Linked DNA regions of Homo sapiens: region 2 is linked to region 1. A link is a contact called in ENCODE Hi-C or POLR2A ChIA-PET data. All regions are on one chromosome and are shown on one strand. The core of a region is the stretch at or near the end of the contact, and the rest is flanking DNA. Distances in the headings are between cores, read along the strand shown.

Evidence for each region. Hi-C counts contacts between places; a loop is a spot of excess contacts on that map. ChIA-PET counts read pairs that join two places held with the same protein, here RNA polymerase II (POLR2A). Pooled maps may share reads with other maps.
Region 2: a map of heart right ventricle shows a loop between it and region 1 (13-fold over the local background). The contact joins the promoter of MEF2A here to the enhancer-like site in region 1. A Hi-C loop is called at or near these places in 34 of 168 maps with a recorded cell type or tissue (B cell, CD14-positive monocyte, CD4-positive, alpha-beta memory T cell and 16 more), 21 of 37 single-sample maps with no recorded cell type and 34 of 50 pooled maps. POLR2A ChIA-PET finds 5 or more read pairs at or near these places in 12 of 52 experiments (A549, AG04449, AG04450 and 9 more).

The regions. Positions count from the first base shown.
Region 1 is chr15:99,451,037-99,454,836 of GRCh38, forward strand. No RefSeq gene overlaps it. Among named protein-coding and RNA genes, the nearest start is that of LINC03080, 18 kb to the left of the region's middle. RefSeq lists an enhancer at 1,892-2,201. Within about 2 kb of position 1,880, at least 26 of the 41 ENCODE cell types and tissues checked have a DNase peak (open chromatin) inside an H3K27ac peak, as active enhancers do; they include B cell, CD14-positive monocyte, ascending aorta and 5 more, where a contact is called at or near this core.
Region 2 is chr15:99,564,176-99,568,049 of GRCh38, forward strand. It overlaps MEF2A (myocyte enhancer factor 2A), which reads left to right and starts at 1,809. Exons shown (of 12, transcript NM_001319206.4): 1 at 1,809-1,929. RefSeq lists silencers at 980-1,419, 2,260-2,309 and enhancers at 1,131-2,106, 2,107-3,080.

The DNA of each region.
Region 1 (3,800 bases), core at 630-3,129:
GAGGTCAGCTACTCACAGGAAGGATAAGCCACGCTTAGAACAAAGCTCCCACCCACTGGAAGACAATGACCAGACCCCCGCCCCTTGAGCCTTCTGTCTAAGAGCAGAGCTCCAAACCCTTATTTTCGGCACTAGAGCAGCCCTTTCCTGGTTGCATAATCACAAGCCTCAGCCTCAGCTTCCCGCTCCTTCCCCCTAAGCTAGAGGATGTGCAAAAGGAACGCTGACACCTGTGTCTGTGGAAAGGTTATGACTTCCCTGTGACGAGCCAGAAAGCTCAGAGCCCGACTTGCAGGAGCCTGTGCACCCAGAGACTTGCCATTATAAAACCAAGAATGAAACTGTGCATTGGGAGGAGAGGACGTTGGAGTCCTCCTTCAGAAGGCCGGTTCTGTCTCATGAACCCCGTTTGAACCTCTTGGCTGTGAAGGTGAAGGCAGGGTCTTGGGACAACCTCCAGGTCACCCCAGGAGGAGGCCCCAGCAGTGGGGCTCTGATCACTGTGGCAACCCAAATTCCCTGCTCAGAGGTTCTAGACACTCTCTGCCCTCCTTGCCCCTAAATAAGTGGAATTGAGTCATGCCCACGGTCCTCTCCCATCCAGCACCCCTATGAAGCTGGTGGCCACCATGCAGAGCCCAGAGAGGGACATCTCACCCTCAGTGTCCTGAAAATCATGTAGTAACACAATGCCTTGGAGCACATACCTGCTGAGTGGAGTGGCAGTGTCCCTTGGCCACCCGGTCCCTTCTCATGCACCTCACAGCCTCACAGAGGGGCTGCTCCCAGCCCCCTCCCGACCTGCCTCCAGCAACCCACCTCCCCCTTTCCTCCTCCTCTCTCCTTCTGCCCAGGGAAGCAGTGACCCATCTCCCCTCTGTCCATCCTTCACATGCTCCCTCCATTTCTGCTTTCAAAAGAGGGAGAAAACATTTTGATTATGAAGCATTTCCAGGGCTGTTTAGGTTTGCCATTGCTAGGTCTTTTGTTTGCCTTTCCTCCTAGCCTCCACCTGGGTTGAGGCAACATTATTATCTCCTCTGTACAGGTGAAGAAATGCTAATTGAGAAAGGCCACGAGACGGCCAAGTTCAGACACCCATGCGGCCTGGAGCAGGGCAGAGGCCCTGCCACCTAATCGCAGGGCCTGGCGGTGTGCGGGACACAGAGACATCGGACCCTCGTTCCAGAGCCAGTGACTGCTGGAGGGAGACACGAGCGCCCCGTGGTAGCAACAGAATTGAAGAGGGTGAGAGTGCAAATCCTACCTGGTCAGAGGCAAATCCTACCTAGGTCTGAATTGAGGGATGATGAGGAAGAAGGGAGGTGGGCAATGGTTGAGTCAGGGCTTCATCCTCTGTACTTCTACCAGCCTTTTAACCCTTCAGTTGTTCTCACAATCGTATCCTCACTTGATTCCTAGAAGCACCACGGGTAGTCGGGAATGTCAGGGGAACCATGGCTCTTGGGCACAGAGACGCATCCCAGGTCACACTGCTTGGCTGTGATGACTTCAGTGAGCTCTTTCTAGCCAGGGGATATGTTATAGGCTTTGTGAGTCCAGTGTCGAGAAGCAGGAGGCCCTGTTCTGCCCGGTGGCCATCTGGGAGTGGGGTCACTGTGACCCTGCTGTGTGTGGCCAAGGTGGCAAGGAGCATCGAGTCCACTGAGACCAGACAGGAGCCCACTCCGCTCCTGCCCCGCCTCCACCTCCCACCTCACCACCTGGTTTTTGTTCCAGGCAGCCACATTTCTCAGCTTTCCCCCAAGCTGAGACCTGGAGGGGATCCAGTTTGACCAGTGAGTTGCACGTGGCAGGGTGCCGGGACGCCTGGGGAAGTGTGGTGTTCCAGACACAGCCACCGCCCTGTCTCCTCGCTGCTTCCTGCCTGAATGCAGAAGCGGAGTCCGGCTGGGGGTGGCCATCTGGCGACTCTGAGGACAGAGTCTATGCTTGGGATGGCAGAGCCGGATGCTCAAAGGAGCCTGGATCCCCAGCACTTCCTCATGTGGCTCCACCAGCCCTGCCTGCTTCTGGACTTGCTCTATAAGAAAACGAAACTCCTGTCAGGTTCAGTGGCTGTGGTCGGCTGTGGTCAGGGGCAGCTGAACAGAACTTGAAGTCTCAAAGGTCATGAAGCCCATCAGAAAACAGGAGCTCCCTGGCGCCTGCAGCCTCTTGGTCTCAGATCCAGCTCCTGGGACCTCAGGGCCTGCCCCTTCTCCTGCCTTGCACCCCAAAGCCTGCCTGGGACCCACAGCCCCCTCCCTGCGGCTGCTGGGAGCTGCGAGTGGCACCCACGCACTCTGGGCCTGGTCTTTCGGCCACGACACTCGCCACCTCTGCTGGGCAGTCTCAGTAAGTATTACTCCTTCCACGCAGGCCAACTGTAGGTGGCCGGAGGACAGTCGAGCAGTTCCTTCTGTCTGTCCTGCCATCCACAGCGGCCAGTCTTGCCCAGATCCATGTGGTCTCAGGACTGTGCTGAGGGGTCCAGGGAGGCTGCTGTTTTCCCCAAGTTACGCACAAAGCAACCATAGGTGAAGGGGCTTGCTGGGGGCCTGTGGCTGGTGAGTGGTAGAGATGGAAGCAGAACCTCATTCAGATGTCCCTGTTCTGTGGCTCTCAAAGGGAAGATCCCTGAGCACACATCAGAATCACCCAGGACATTGCTCACGATGCACACTCCCCAGCCCCACTCCAGGCCTACCAAACTGGGATGTCTGGGGAAGATTCCCAGGAATCTGCATGGTTGGGCACCCCCCTCACAGCCCAGGCATGATTCTGGTGCACACCGAAGACCAAGCACCTCTCTTGAGCTGAGCTCTCTCCCCAGGCATGATTCCGGTGCACGCCGAAGACAAGCACCTCTCTTGAGCTGAGCTGTCTCCCCAGGCATGAGGGTCAGACCTGCAAGGTGTCAAGTGCAAGCCTCCATCTCATGGTTCGTGGTTCCAGGTGATGACCCTGAGCCCAGCACCCCAGAACACAGAAGCACTTTCAGCCTGCAAAACAGCCAAAAATCCTGATGCCCAGGCTAAAACCTAGACCAGAGAAATCTGAATCTGTAGGGGTGAGACCCAGGCACGGGCACTTTTAAAAGTTCCCCTAGTGATTCCAAGGCCAGAGCTGCCTGTCCCCAGGCTGCGTAGGGGAGAAAGATGCTTCTTCCTGGGGGAAGGTGGTGGGGTGAGGCTATTAAACACACAACTAGGCCCCACCCCAGAGTTTCCCATCCAGCAGGTCTTGGGAGGGCCCAAGAATTTGCACTTCTATCAAGTTCCCAGGTGGTGCTGGTGCTGCCGGACTGGGAGCCACACTCTGAGAACCCCTGGAGAAGGAAGCAGGAGTGGAGGAAGAACTGAGGGTGGTTACATGTGGTCCTTGTTAAGGGGCAGGTGACTTGCTCCACTGAGCAGGGCCCACCTGTCCTGTTTTCTTAGGTGCTATGGATTCTCCAAATGCACCTGCTGAGGATGGGAATGTGCCTCTCCTAACATCACTGAAGCCATATAGATAAAGAATTGTGACCTTCCATCCAGGGCCCCGGGGATGGCAGGGCAGAGTGTGCGCTGCACAAATCCGGAAGCCACCATTCACCTCCCCTGCACTGTGGCCCTCCCTGGCATTGCCAAGCCTAACACATTTCCCACTGAAAGCACAGCATGTGGCTGTGGAAAGTTTCCTGTGGCACCTCAGAAATTCTGCACCCACATTTGCTTTCATTTGTCTCCTTTCTGCCCCTCCTCATTTCTGTTGGAGCTCCATCCCCCTGGAGGGTTTAGGATGGGATGGATCTG
Region 2 (3,874 bases), core at 559-3,058, 110 kb after region 1:
TTCTCGTCCTCTTGGAGCAGAAGAGCCAAATCCAGCCGGCTCTGCAGCTTCTGGCAGGTTAAAAAGCATGCATTTCCACATGACTTGCTGATTTACACCACATTTTGACATGTTTTAAAAACCTCCCTGCAGTTCCTTTTGCTGGCTCCCCTGAACACTGGTGTTGTGGAGCTCTGAGCAGAGCTCCAGGTTTATTTTCTGGCGTCTGCTGTCTATGTGCCGCCTTTGTTTTGGGCTCTCCCCAGCACATTGCCCCGTTGTCCTTGAGGGAGGAAGCCAGCCAGTCTCTGGCTTCCTTTGTAACTTCCCAGTTCCTCCACTCACAGCCTCTGCTCATCTGCTCACCCACCCCAACCACTTTGTTTTAAGTGCTGCGGGATTGAATTTCTCATCTTCAAATGCAAACAACCATTTGGCTTCGTGTCCATTACACAGGCACCTCTGGGGGCACATGCAGGCACTGTGGCCCCGAAAAACTCTTCAGAGGTGAGCGGCTTTCAGGATGAGAGGGCCAACAATGGCTCATCTCCTAAAGACCTCGATAAACATAATCAGTAGCCCCAGAAAACACAACAGCTGTCCCAAGCCTATCCCCTTTGCACCTATCTCAGAAAAGGCAACATGCAGAGTGGTCAGGAGTTCAAGTCCTCAGGGCCCTACTCTGAAGCTGTGACCCTGACAGGTCACTTTAGCGCTCAGCTTCCCTTTCCTCATCTGTAAAATGGGAATAGAAACTGAATCTGCTTCATGGGGCCTTGTAAGTATTACATAAGCTGTCATATGCAAAATGTCCATCACATAGTTCACCGCCCCAGGCATCCTAGAAACTATTAAGTCACGATAAGGAGGTTGCTACTGTCCTGGGACCTGGGGAGCTCGGCTGTCCAGTCCGAAAGGGCCTTCTCGCCCTCGAGACCCCTTCAAGTCCCTTTCTCTCCGGGCCCGGGTCCCAGAGTCCCCTTGTGCTTGCTCCTGAGGGTGACCTGCCCGTGCCCCGGGGCGAGCACAGGTGCGGCCCTGGCCACAATGCGGGCGTGGCGAGCCGACACCCGGGGAGGCCAAGGGCGCCTCGAGGGAGGGAGGGAGGAGGCTGACCCGGGCGTCCCGAAGGACCCGCCCGGCCCCGGACTCCGGGCGGCAGCCGGCCTCGCGCCCCGCCCCCGCCCCGGGAGCCCCGCCCAGTCCCGTCGCGCCGCGCCGCCCCACCGCCCGGGTTGGCTGCCCTGGAGGCCACGCGCGGCGATTTGCCACGCGCCGCGTCACCGGGCCGCTCCCGGCCTGGGCTCCCGGGGGCTGGTCAGGGAGGTGGCGGCGGCTGAGCGGCGGAGCGGGGGCGGCAGGGCGCGACGCCGCCGGGCCGCCCCGCCCTGGGAGGCGCCCGGGCCCTCATCAAGTGACCAGTATCCCTTCCAGGGGAACACGGTCCTTCAGAGGAAAGCGAGCTCCAACCCGCGGCCCCGGCGCCAAGCCGCCGTCATCTTCTTCCTGTGCCAGGTGATCGTCTCCTCACCCACCCGGAAAAACATAGTCCGCCCCCACGTCCTTGTGGAATAGCGCCCGCTTCCAAGCACCGTGACTCTCTTTGCCCTACCCTTGTCTTTCCCATTCCAATTACTCTAGAACCCACCGAGAGGATAATTCAGTCCTGAAAAGAAACTGATGGGGAGAAGCGAGGAAGGGAACCCAGGAGGGAGGGGAGGCAGGGCTGCGGAGGGACACCGAGGCGGCGGAGGTAGTGCGCACGCGCAGCACAGAACGAGTTCCGGTCTGGCCGAGGCTTGTCTCCTAAAAATAGCCCCGGTGTGGGGATCCGTGCGCGGATGTCCCGGCGAGTCCCGGGCTGAAAGAGGCGGCTCCGGGCGGCGCGAAGCGCTGGTGGCGGGCCCGGGCTGCGGCGTGTGCGCGCCCGCCAGCTGCTCCGGAGATACGGTGAGGGCCGCGGGCAGCGGGGCTCAGTCCGCGACGCCGGTAGTGCTGGAGGGGGGCGGCGTCTCGCTTAGGGGACCGAGTAGGGGTTGGGGTGGAGGTGCTGGGGCGGGGGACGGCGCGGCCGAGAGGGTCGCCCGGGGGGCTCCGGGGACCCCTGGACGAGGCCGTGTCCGGCTTGGAGGGGGCCAGGGTCGCGTTCGCGCATTGGCGGGGCGGGTAGGGTGCTGGGAGGCGGGTAGGGTGCTGGGAGGCGGCGAGGGGTGGTCGGGTCGGGGTCGGCGCTGAGGAGCTAGGCGCCCGGGGAGGTGGGGGCGGGGTGCCCTGAGGGCGGGCCGGTGGGGCTGGATGGGGCTCGGCTGGGCGGGCCGAGGGGAGCTCAGTCGCGCGGGCTGGTGGCGAGCAGCCTCCCCGGGCGCGCACCCCTTGGGGCCGGGGGGCGGTGGTGGACGTCGCCTCCTTGAAAGTTGAAGGAGTTCTCGGGAGACCCCGGAGAAGGTGCGCTCTGAGGGCCCTTTCCTTCCCCTTTTCCCTCCAAGCCCGGGGGTCTCCCCGAAGGGATTAGCCCCAAGTGCGGGGGGCCTTCTGCCCTGTTGGACTTGAAGAAGTTCCCCCACTTCTGCTTTGGGAGAAGATTGGTCTAACGGGGTGGAACGCTTAGGTACGAATTCTGTGAGTGTGTAGATGTCAGTGGCGGGGTCGGTGTTTGGGGCGGACACCTGCGGTTGCGGACGCCCGATCGTGCGGGGAGACGTCGCGGGGACAGAGGGGCTGCACAGGGAACCGCTGGCTGAACCCCTGCCATCCGGCTAGATCCCAGCTCGCAGAAAATATTTTTTGTGTTAGAAACTTTGCTTTTTGGCTCGATTTCATGCCTTTGAGCTGTGAGGGTTAAAGTAAGTGAGATAGTGCAAACAAGTTTGGAAAAGGTGAGCAATCCTGAATAAGAAAACAGTTTTTCTTTAAAAGTGTAACTATAGAATTGTTGCTCACATCCGAAATAGATTCCGGAGCTGTGAAGCGAGCCTCCTGTTATGGTCCAGCAGGGAACCGTGTGTAGCTTGAATATAACATAGTGTTAACCTGCGTTTTAGTTTACAGTGAGATTGGGATTCCAATAAATGCCCTATTAGAAAGGCCTGCTGTGATGTGTTAACAATAGCATATGTATTTTTAAACAAACATTGTCTTAACATTTTTTCGGGTTTTTAGCACAGTATGTTTCCCATGTGTCTTGTATCATCTATTACTATATGAAGAGGAGGTTCTCTAAAGCTGTAATTAGGTGTACATTACCCAAGAGTACTTTCCCTTTAAGAATCCAGCTGTGTTGTTTTGGCAACTGCTAAGTACTCTAGTTGTCAGTTTTAGAATCTGTGTTACCTTGGCAGTTCTTGAACAGTCTGTGGAAAAGGTAAACAAAATAGTTCTTTTTTAAACATACAAAAATGACATTTCTTTTAATATGAATTTAGGAAGTGAGGATAAAAATGACTGCATTGTGCCTTTATGGCTTTTGTATGTACTGTGTGTGTGTGTGTGTGTGTGTGTGTGTGTGTGTGTATTTTTGGAGAGCTCAGTCTCCATTTCTTTTTCTGTAAATTACAACTTTTGTTTTAGGGAATCAAGAGTTTTCACTAAAGCAGATGCTGATTTAGATTAGTTTATATTAAATGTCATAAACACACACCTGTATATCATAAAACATTAAGATCAGTATTTGTTATATATGGTGACACATTGACAATAGAATCACCTTTATTTTAATTCTCAGTGAGCATTGTTGCAAAAAGTTGTGATAATGGTGTTACAATAATCAAAAGTACTCTGAAGAGCTAAAACTGGTGATTTGAATGTTTGTAGACTCTAGATTAACAGTTTTGTTGAAGAGTGTGGTTCCAGTAGCTACTTAGTGAAAACAGTGACTGTGAAGTAATGGTGACCTCTC